Regions from separate parts of the Homo sapiens genome. Here all the other regions are linked to region 2. Evidence: chromatin contacts called from ENCODE Hi-C or POLR2A ChIA-PET data. All regions are on one chromosome and are shown on one strand. The core of a region is the stretch at or near the end of the contact, and the rest is flanking DNA. Distances in the headings are between cores, read along the strand shown. Region 1 holds the start of MPLKIP (M-phase specific PLK1 interacting protein). Region 2 holds the start of ELMO1 (engulfment and cell motility 1). Region 3 holds the start of RALA (RAS like proto-oncogene A).

What was found. A loop is a pair of places that touch in the nucleus more often than their neighbours do. ChIA-PET counts read pairs that join two places held with the same protein, here RNA polymerase II (POLR2A). Pooled maps may share reads with other maps.
Region 1: a map of CD8-positive, alpha-beta T cell shows a loop between it and region 2 (8-fold over the local background). The contact joins the promoter of MPLKIP here to the promoter of ELMO1 in region 2. A Hi-C loop is called at or near these places in 2 of 168 maps with a recorded cell type or tissue (CD8-positive, alpha-beta T cell and naive thymus-derived CD4-positive, alpha-beta T cell) and 6 of 50 pooled maps. POLR2A ChIA-PET finds 5 or more read pairs at or near these places in 1 of 52 experiments (T-cell).
Region 3: a loop to region 2 is called in a map of B cell, with 14 times the contacts of the local background. The contact joins the promoter of RALA here to the promoter of ELMO1 in region 2. A Hi-C loop is called at or near these places in 2 of 168 maps with a recorded cell type or tissue (B cell and naive thymus-derived CD4-positive, alpha-beta T cell) and 5 of 50 pooled maps.

The regions. Positions count from the first base shown.
Region 1 is chr7:40,133,206-40,135,984 of GRCh38, reverse strand. It overlaps MPLKIP (M-phase specific PLK1 interacting protein), which reads left to right and starts at 1,363. Exons shown (of 2, transcript NM_138701.4): 1 at 1,363-1,756; 2 at 2,726-2,779. The coding sequence starts at 1,418. It overlaps SUGCT (succinyl-CoA:glutarate-CoA transferase), which reads right to left and starts at 980. Exons shown (of 14, transcript NM_001193313.2): 1 at 865-980. The coding sequence starts at 964. RefSeq lists silencers at 908-1,107, 1,568-1,637 and an enhancer at 1,288-1,357.
Region 2 is chr7:37,447,595-37,450,294 of GRCh38, reverse strand. It overlaps ELMO1 (engulfment and cell motility 1), which reads left to right and starts at 1,431. Exons shown (of 22, transcript NM_014800.11): 1 at 1,431-1,620. RefSeq lists silencers at 1,682-1,731, 1,742-1,791.
Region 3 is chr7:39,622,244-39,624,943 of GRCh38, reverse strand. RALA (RAS like proto-oncogene A) reads right to left here and starts at 1,372. Exons shown (of 5, transcript NM_005402.4): 1 at 1,119-1,372. It overlaps LOC107986785 (a long non-coding RNA gene), which reads left to right and starts at 1,467. Exons shown (of 2, transcript XR_001745175.2): 1 at 1,467-2,511. RefSeq lists silencers at 169-218, 813-1,322 and an enhancer at 649-1,496.

The DNA of each region.
Region 1 (2,779 bases), core at 114-2,613, 2.7 Mb before region 2:
CTAATTTCAAGATTCATAGTGGGCCGCGCGCATAATCATAGAGATTACGTCTGTAATCTCAACACTTTGGGAGGCCGAGGCGGGAGGATAACTTGAGGTCAGGAATTCGAGACCAGCCTGGCCAATATGGCGAAACCCCGTCTCTACTAAAAATACAAAAATTAGTTGGGCGTGGTGGCGCATGCCTATAATCCCAGCTACTCGGAAGGCTGAAGCAGGAAAATCTCCTGAACACGGGAGGAGGAGGTTGCAGTGAGCCGAGATCGCGCCACTGCAGTCCAGCCTGGGCGAGACAGCGAGACTCCGTCTCAAAAAAAAGAGAAAAAAAGAAAAAAGGAAAAAAAAGATTCATAGTGGATTACCATTCCCAAATTCAGAGGGAGTAAAGAAAGTTCTATAACACTGTAGTAAAGCTAAATTTCATCCTCTAAATAAAATTCTGCAACAGGTAACTGTACAAGGGCATCTTTTATTGTACATGAAGTGTCAAGTTATTCAAAGCAGCGGGCTAAAGTCCTTTCTGAAATGTGGCTTGGTGTGCATTTTCGAAGTTACTTAAACTTGGCGGACGAAAGGACAGGAGTAAAGAGGCCCCAAACGCGAGCCGCGGGACGCGCAGGAGCGGGACCCCACGGCGCACGGAGCCCTCGGTCACAACAACGCACGGGACAGAGGCGACCCTGGGCGGCCAGAGCGGGGCAGGCCGGCCGCAGGCCCACGGAACGGGGTTGCAGGGAGGCGAGCAAAGCCACCGCTAAGGGGTCAGCAGAGACTTCAGACCCTAATTGCTCTCCTCAGGGCGCCCGAGGAGGCAAGCTGGGGCAGGGATCCCTTTAGCCACCCAGACCGAATCTCGGAGGGTACCTGACTGCGGGCGGCCAGTCCACAGCCCCCTCCCGCCGCCCCGGCCGGAGAAGAGGCAGGTTCTGCGCAGAGCTGCCACCCTCGCCAGCGTCGCCAGCATCGCGTGCGTCTCAGATGGCATCGGTCCCGGTGCAAGCGGCGAACTCCGTGCGGCGCCACCCGCCGCCACTGGGGGGCGCCCACGGACGCCGCAGACCCCGCCCCCGCCGGGCGGGGCTGAGCACTAGTCGCCTGCTGGGCCAGCTTCTAGTCTGTCGGTCAGACCAAGGGCACTCAGACTGGAAAGGTTGTTGCTGGGCTTGGGTGTCCGTCCTTTCCTGTCTCCTTTTCTTCCTCTTTTCACTTAAATCCACTGAGTCTCTCGCCAAGTCAGTGATTTAGGTAATCCCGCCGCCCCTGGCGGAACCTTTGTGACGCCGGAACTGATGTGCCGTAGGGTGGCTGCGGTCGGAGGACTGTTTTGGTAAAGGACTAGCAGTTCTCTGCGGAGGGCCGGTTGATACAGTTCCGGTGGGAGAACGCGGCTGCGAGGTTTTCGGCTTTGGCTCCTGATATGCAGCGACAGAATTTTCGGCCCCCAACTCCTCCTTACCCTGGTCCGGGTGGAGGAGGTTGGGGTAGCGGAAGCAGCTTCCGGGGAACCCCGGGCGGGGGCGGACCACGGCCGCCCTCCCCTCGAGACGGGTACGGGAGTCCGCACCACACGCCGCCGTACGGGCCCCGGTCTAGGCCGTACGGGAGCAGTCACTCTCCGCGACACGGCGGCAGCTTCCCGGGGGGCCGGTTCGGGTCTCCGTCCCCTGGCGGCTACCCTGGCTCCTACTCCAGGTCCCCCGCGGGGTCCCAGCAGCAATTCGGCTACTCCCCAGGGCAGCAGCAGACCCACCCCCAGGTAATAATAATAGCCAGCGTTTGCCGAGCTCTTACTTTATGGCAGGCACGGTACTAATATTCCCTTTACGTGGATTATTTTGTCTAATCCTCTCTGAGGTACTATTGTTAGCCCAATTTTGCAGATGAGCGAACTGAGGCTTAGAGAAGTTGAGTGACTTCCGGAAGATTATCCGAAAGAGTGGCAGAGCCGTACGTTCTGTTTTCGAGCCCTCGTGCTTTTAACCAATACACTGCCACCCGTACACAGATTTTCCTAATTCTCCATTTCCTCCTGTTTGCCAAAGGCCTTGCCAGTTTGTTTCAAGAAATAGTTCTTTTTCTTTTTTTTTTTTTTTTTTTTATCTTTCTTTCGAGCTACACTGGCTTCTGCTCCAACTTCCCTGAAAAGAAAATCGGTGGTAGTGGAAGTTTTCCATTCCTTTAGTGAGAGTAAATACAAAAGACAGAGAGAGTATCTCTAGCATGTCTGGGATTTCTGTGGTTTACAACTTGCAACTACGTGGTTTTCCAACTTGCTGTATTCTACACCAACCCCCTACCCCTTTTGAGCCTGGAGCTAAGGAGTAAAGAAAATGTTCATGAGCTAGAAAGGTTCTAGAAACTTTAAAACTATAGTATTGTTTTCTCCTGAAAAAAGTGAAAATTTCGAGGGAAAATTGAATATAATTACTTGATTTCATCACTGCTTGTATTTAATTACTGCAAAGTTACTACATTAGACACAAAAGTATTTGAGATGACAGTGGTCATGGAATTATAAATAAATGAGAATAACGAATTGCTTTAAGTACTTTTTTTAAAAAATAGGAACACTTGATTAAAGGAAGCATGGACTTTGTAATTGAACATTATTTAGGTTCAAGTCACAACTTTTAAGCAGCAATGTGATTCCCGCTAACCTTTAGCTAAAGGAAGAAGTACCAATTATCTTTACTAAGTGTTTTTTTAACTGATTTTTTTTCTAAAGGGTTCTCCAAGGACATCTACACCATTTGGATCAGGGCGTGTTAGAGAAAAAAGA
Region 2 (2,700 bases), core at 182-2,681:
AGTCACCCTGCTTTAGTTACTGGCTTATAACCATCTGGACCCAGGCACTCTTGATACTAATACTGCCTCCCAGAGTCATGCGTATAATAAGGAGTTAGATCAGAGCTGTTCATTAAAAGTATAAGGTGAGCCACTAATGAGAGCCTATGTGTAGCCTTACATTTTCTAGTAGCTACATCAGAAAATGTAAAAAGAAACTGGTGAAATTAATCTTATATATGCTTATATCTTAACCCAACACATGACGAATCCAACTGACTTACTACATCAGACTATTCTCATGTATTGCAATAATGTAATCAACATAAACATACTTAACAAGTTAGTTTACATTCATTTTAAAAATACTGAATTGTATGTCTGTTTTACACTTACAGAACATCTCAGGGATAGCCACATTTCAAGTGCTCAACAGCTGCCTGTGGCTCTTGAGGGGGAAGATCTTAAAAGGGAGCTTAGTTTTCCACCTTGATTCTGATGCCTCCCTGCCCCCGACTTATTTCCTTTGCCAATTAGAAGAAAATGCCGAACTGCCTTTGACTTTTCCGGTAGAGCCAATGTAGGTATTTCTGAACTGGGGGAGGACAGGTGGTTCGCCTGCAACCCTCTTCCCTCCTGCCAGCTAGGCTGGGAGTTAACGTTTTTGATTTCTGCTTTGAAAATGATTTAAGTAGGTTGCATGAATTAAGTAATTTATTCTAAATATCAAATTATGGGTGGAACGTCTTGCCTTATGCAAAGTTATGCAAAATTAGGAAGTCCCTGGCTTAATTGGTTAGAAATACATCTTGTAGTTTCAATTGCAGGGTTAGTAAATACATAGATGTCGACGGAGAGGGAGGAAACTTTTTTTTTTTTTTTTTGCCACTCTGTCCAAGGGTAGAGGCACAGCGTCAAAACAAACACGTCTTAAAGTAGCGTTCAAACAGCCCACCGAAGTTTCCCCTTAATATCCGGAACCGGTTGCCAAAAATTAAAAAAGGATGTGAAAAGATGCTACTCGCTTTTGGCCTCCCGGAGATGGCGCTATGAGGGTGACGGAGTTAATTAGTGCCTCCAAACGCCGTGTGTGAGCTCATCGAAGTCATGCTCTGCACACATATTATTTATAGCAGATCTGAGGCATGCATGGTGTTTGACATTTCTGTCTTTTAAGTAGGGGGACTTCAAAAAGTCGTGGGCATCCCCCTAGGCAAAGTGCAGTGGGCAGGGACCAGGCAGGGTGCGGGCGCAAGGCGAACGCGCAGACCACGAGTGTCCTGGCGCAGGTGCCGGGGGCGGCGGCTGCAACTCCGCAGCGTCCGCTCGGGAGGAGAGTTCGCGGCTGATCTCCGGATGCCTTGCAGATGCAAAATGTGTCTCTGGCCAGCAGGAGGAAGGAAGAGGAAGTGAGAGCAGCGGCAGCCGGCGGTGCAGCAGCCGGCCGACCCAGAGTGTAAGTGCGTGTGCTGGGGCGAGCGGGAGCGGGCGAGGATGGGCACAGGATAGAGGCAGAGCCACCCACGCCGCCGCGGCCCCACGCTGGGCGACAGAGCCTCCAGTTCCCCTTCAATGGTGGCGGGTCGCCGGAGCTCTGATCGCCGGGAACCCTTGCCGCTGCTGTCCTGCGACCCCAAGCAGGTTCGTAAAGTTTCCTGGGCTGGCGCCGCGCCCCGACTCGCTGACCTCGGCGCGGCAGGGGAGGGGGCCGGGACTGGGGCCGGGAGGAGGCGTCCTGCTCCGGGGGACTCCGGGCGCCGCGGAGACACTTTTGTTTCCTCCCTGGGGGCGCCGCGGCTCGGGCGGGGGTGGCCGCCGCGCTCGGCAGGGTGAGGGCTGCGGGCGCGTCGGGGCGCTCTGCAGTTGGGGAAGTCTGAGCTCCGGGGATGGCGGGAGTGGGAGTGGGAGCGGAGGGAGGGGGCGCTGGAGGTGCGGCGCCCGCGGATGAAGCGCAGGGCCCGGGGCCCGGGAGCCCGCCGAGACATTTCGACCAGGGTCTGCGGGAGGGGGGGCGCGGGAGGGTTGCGACGCTGGCGCGGGGTTACTGGGGACGGGGGATGTGGGGCTGGGATCTTGGAGTCAAGATTCCTATAGAGCTAGAGAAGCGGCTGCGGCTCAGACTCGGCGTCTTCTCCTGCACTCGGGGATGGGAGGGAATCCCCCGGCGAGCGCGCTCGTGGGAGGGGGCGGTGATGGGCCAGAGGAATGGGGGCCAGGAGGGCCGGAGAGGGCGGTCTGGGCAGCCGGGAGCCCCTGAGGTTCTGGTTAGTAAATACTCTCCTCCCGGGGACACACCGGGGTCTCCGCCGAGACCGAGAGAGGCGGCGGGGAGCTTTGTGGAGCTTCGTGGAAATCTCGGCTTCGGAGAGGGGACGCACCGGGCGCGCCTTCAGAGAAGGGGGCGGCGGCATGCCAGGGGGCCCGGGAATCGGAGCGGAGAGTGGCGACTGCGATCGCCGGAGTCGCTTTGAGGAAGAGGAAATACAGAACTCAGCTGTCCCGGGGGTGCGCGCGTGTGTTTGGGGTTGGGAAGTCGGTGCTGTGCCGCGAGCGCGCGCGAGGCGGCGTGTGTGTGTGTGTGTGTGTGTGTGTGTGTGTGTGGTGTGTGCGCGCGCGCGTATGTATGTGTGTGTGGTGTGTCGTCGGTGTGTGTGTGAGTGTGTGTGTGTGGGGGGGGTGTTGTGGGTGTGTGTGTGAGTCGGTGTGTGTGTGTGTGACCGC
Region 3 (2,700 bases), core at 123-2,622, 2.2 Mb before region 2:
ATTACCAGAGACAGAAAAACATGAGCTAATAAGACACACTGAAATACATTAATAAACATACTGTAAGAGTTTACCAATGAAATCTGTTATCCAATTTCTGGAATATGATTAAAGTTGCAATTTACTTTCTGGAAAAGAATTAACTTATGATACATGTTTTATAAAGGTTGTTCCCCCCCCACACCACACAATTTGTAAATTAGGTGCTTTTCAGCTTGACACGTAGGGCGTGGCACGGGACTTCTCACACTACCTCAGCCACACTTGGATGAGCTCTTACAAGTCTGGACATTCAGGTTTCCGAGCACAGGCCAGTTAACTCCCTAATTCTCCCTAAATCCTGAAACAACACTGCCACCCCTGTGTGCCGTCACCCCCGTCTACTTAAACACATATATCCAGGCTAAAGCATGCCAATCACATCTTCCACTTCTGGAAATCTTTCAGAAACGAACCACAGAGGAAACACCTCTCTCCCAAAATGTATTCTCTTCCTCATATTAGAAGCTAGATTACCTGAAAATGGGCTAAAGCTGTGCAAGCGCCCAAGGCCAGGTATTCAGTTCAGTGCGGAGAGTCTAATGACTTTAAGTCTGAAAAACCATTCCTTTAACTGGCAAAAAAAAAAAAAAACACAAACAAACAAAACAAACAAACAAAAAACCCTGGCGGAGATGCTTAAAAAGCAGCGGCTCTAGCACAGGCAAGGAGTGGAAAGAAAGGGAAGGAGGGGAGAGGGGTGGAGTGAGGCGCGGGGACTGCGGCGGCAGCGGGTTGCCCCAGGTCGCGGGCACCGCCCGGGCGGGAACTTGGGCGCCGTGGACGAAAGGTGCGGGGTGACCTTCGGACGAGGCCAACTGAGACCGGCTGCCGGGCGCAGGGGACCTCTCCGCAGCCGCTCACTCTCGGGGGCTCACTCGCCCCACAGCGGCGAACGCGGTGCCCCGGATTCCAGCCGGGCTCATCTCGCAGCTCGTCCCCGGGCAGAACGTGGGATGTGCAATCTCGGCAGCCCGAACCCGCGTCAGGGCCTCGGCCCGCCGCCGCCCGGACACACCCCCGCCGCCGCCCGGGTGGCCCCAGTCCCTCCCCGGGCGGCCCGAGCGGGCATCGCTCACCTGCACCGCGAGCCAGTCCGCCGCCCCGAGGGCTCCGGAAGCCGCGGCTGCGTGGCTCCGGCCGGAGGGTACTCGGTCCTTGTCGCCTGGAAGGCCCCGCGCCGGGAGCGGTCGAAGGAGGAGTCTGACGGGTGGCGGGGGAGCCTGGGCGGCTGGAGGAGGAGGAGGAGGAGGAGGAGAAGGAGGAGGAGGACTCCGACGCTTTGCTCTGGGGAGATCCACCCTCCTCCTGGCGGCTCTGCAGCAGCCGCCACAGATCACTTCCGGGGCGCTGGGGAGCGGGGCGGGGCAGCTGGGGAGCGACTTCCTGTCCGTGGGCTGAGAGGAGGGTGATCATGGGCCTGGGCCGCAGAACAGTGGCTCGGAGGGCGCAGGCTGCCCGGCCTCCGCCCCCTGCAAGCTGAGGGCTGTCCGCGCTGTCTTTCCGACGGCCCCACCCCCGGCTCTCTGAGCTCCGCGAGGTGAAGTCATCTCCCGGGGGCTCGGGAGTGGCCGCGGGCCTCGCGGAGGTTCCCGGATCTCGGCGTCGTTGCCGCGGTGTCCTTGTCTTTCTTTTGGGGACCAGGAGGGGGTTCTTGGGGGAAGGAGGGGAGAGCGGAGGCCGCCATCTTGCTTCTAGAGGGTCAGCTCATGTTCCCTGGGCGTCTCAGGGTTGAGGCCGCTCGTGTGGCGTGGCCGGGGGTATTCAGAGCGGAGCTGGCGACGTGGCTTGTCACGGGCCAAATCCCAGGAGGCGGGTCAGCCGCCTACCCTGGCTGGAGGGTCTCGTGGCTGCCCTGGGCCTCATCTAACTGCTGATCCCCTGGAGAATTCGCTTTCTCGGACGGTCTGCGAGTTCTTTCTGAGGGGTGTCGGACCCCCCTGCGACTCTGCAGGTGTCGGTGTGGCACTGAGATCATCTTGCGGCCCCATGGCACTGTGATTTGGTAGCTTGTGAGAAGTAGTTTCACTAAATCCGTAAATTTAAGTTAGCAGCTACAGATTCTTATGTCTTGACATTTATTCGCTTATCTCTCTTTGCTCCCCACAAATTGAGTACCAACTATATTCCTGGTATGAGCCATTCAAGGAATGTCCAGTCTAGTGGGCAGACATACATGAAAGCAAATCATTGCTATTGGAAGTATGGTTTATCAAGATGTACAGCGTGAAGAATGGATAGCTTTACTAACGTAGGTTAGAGTTTTAAAGATAAATAGGCATTTTCTACTACAAAAATAGGGGTGGGATGGCAAATCCGGATCCGAACAGAAAGGAGATGCAGCACGGGGACAAATAATTTGTTGAGAAGAATGAGTAATAATTACAGGTCTTGAAGTTCAAACTTAGGTTGCTGAAGAAGATGAGGCTGGAGAAGAAAACAGGAGCCAAATCACGAATCGTCTATGCCTTGGTGAGGCAATGAGTGGACAGATTACAATTTAAGCTATTCTTCTGTTGGTAGAGAACAGATAACTTGGGGGGGTGGAGGTGGGGGGGCAGAGAAGGATAAGCAGAGAGCCCACAAGGGGGCCATTGCAGAAGCCAGTAAGAGAAAACTTAAGGACCCTGTGTGAATGGTAGTGAGCATCCAAAGGAGATG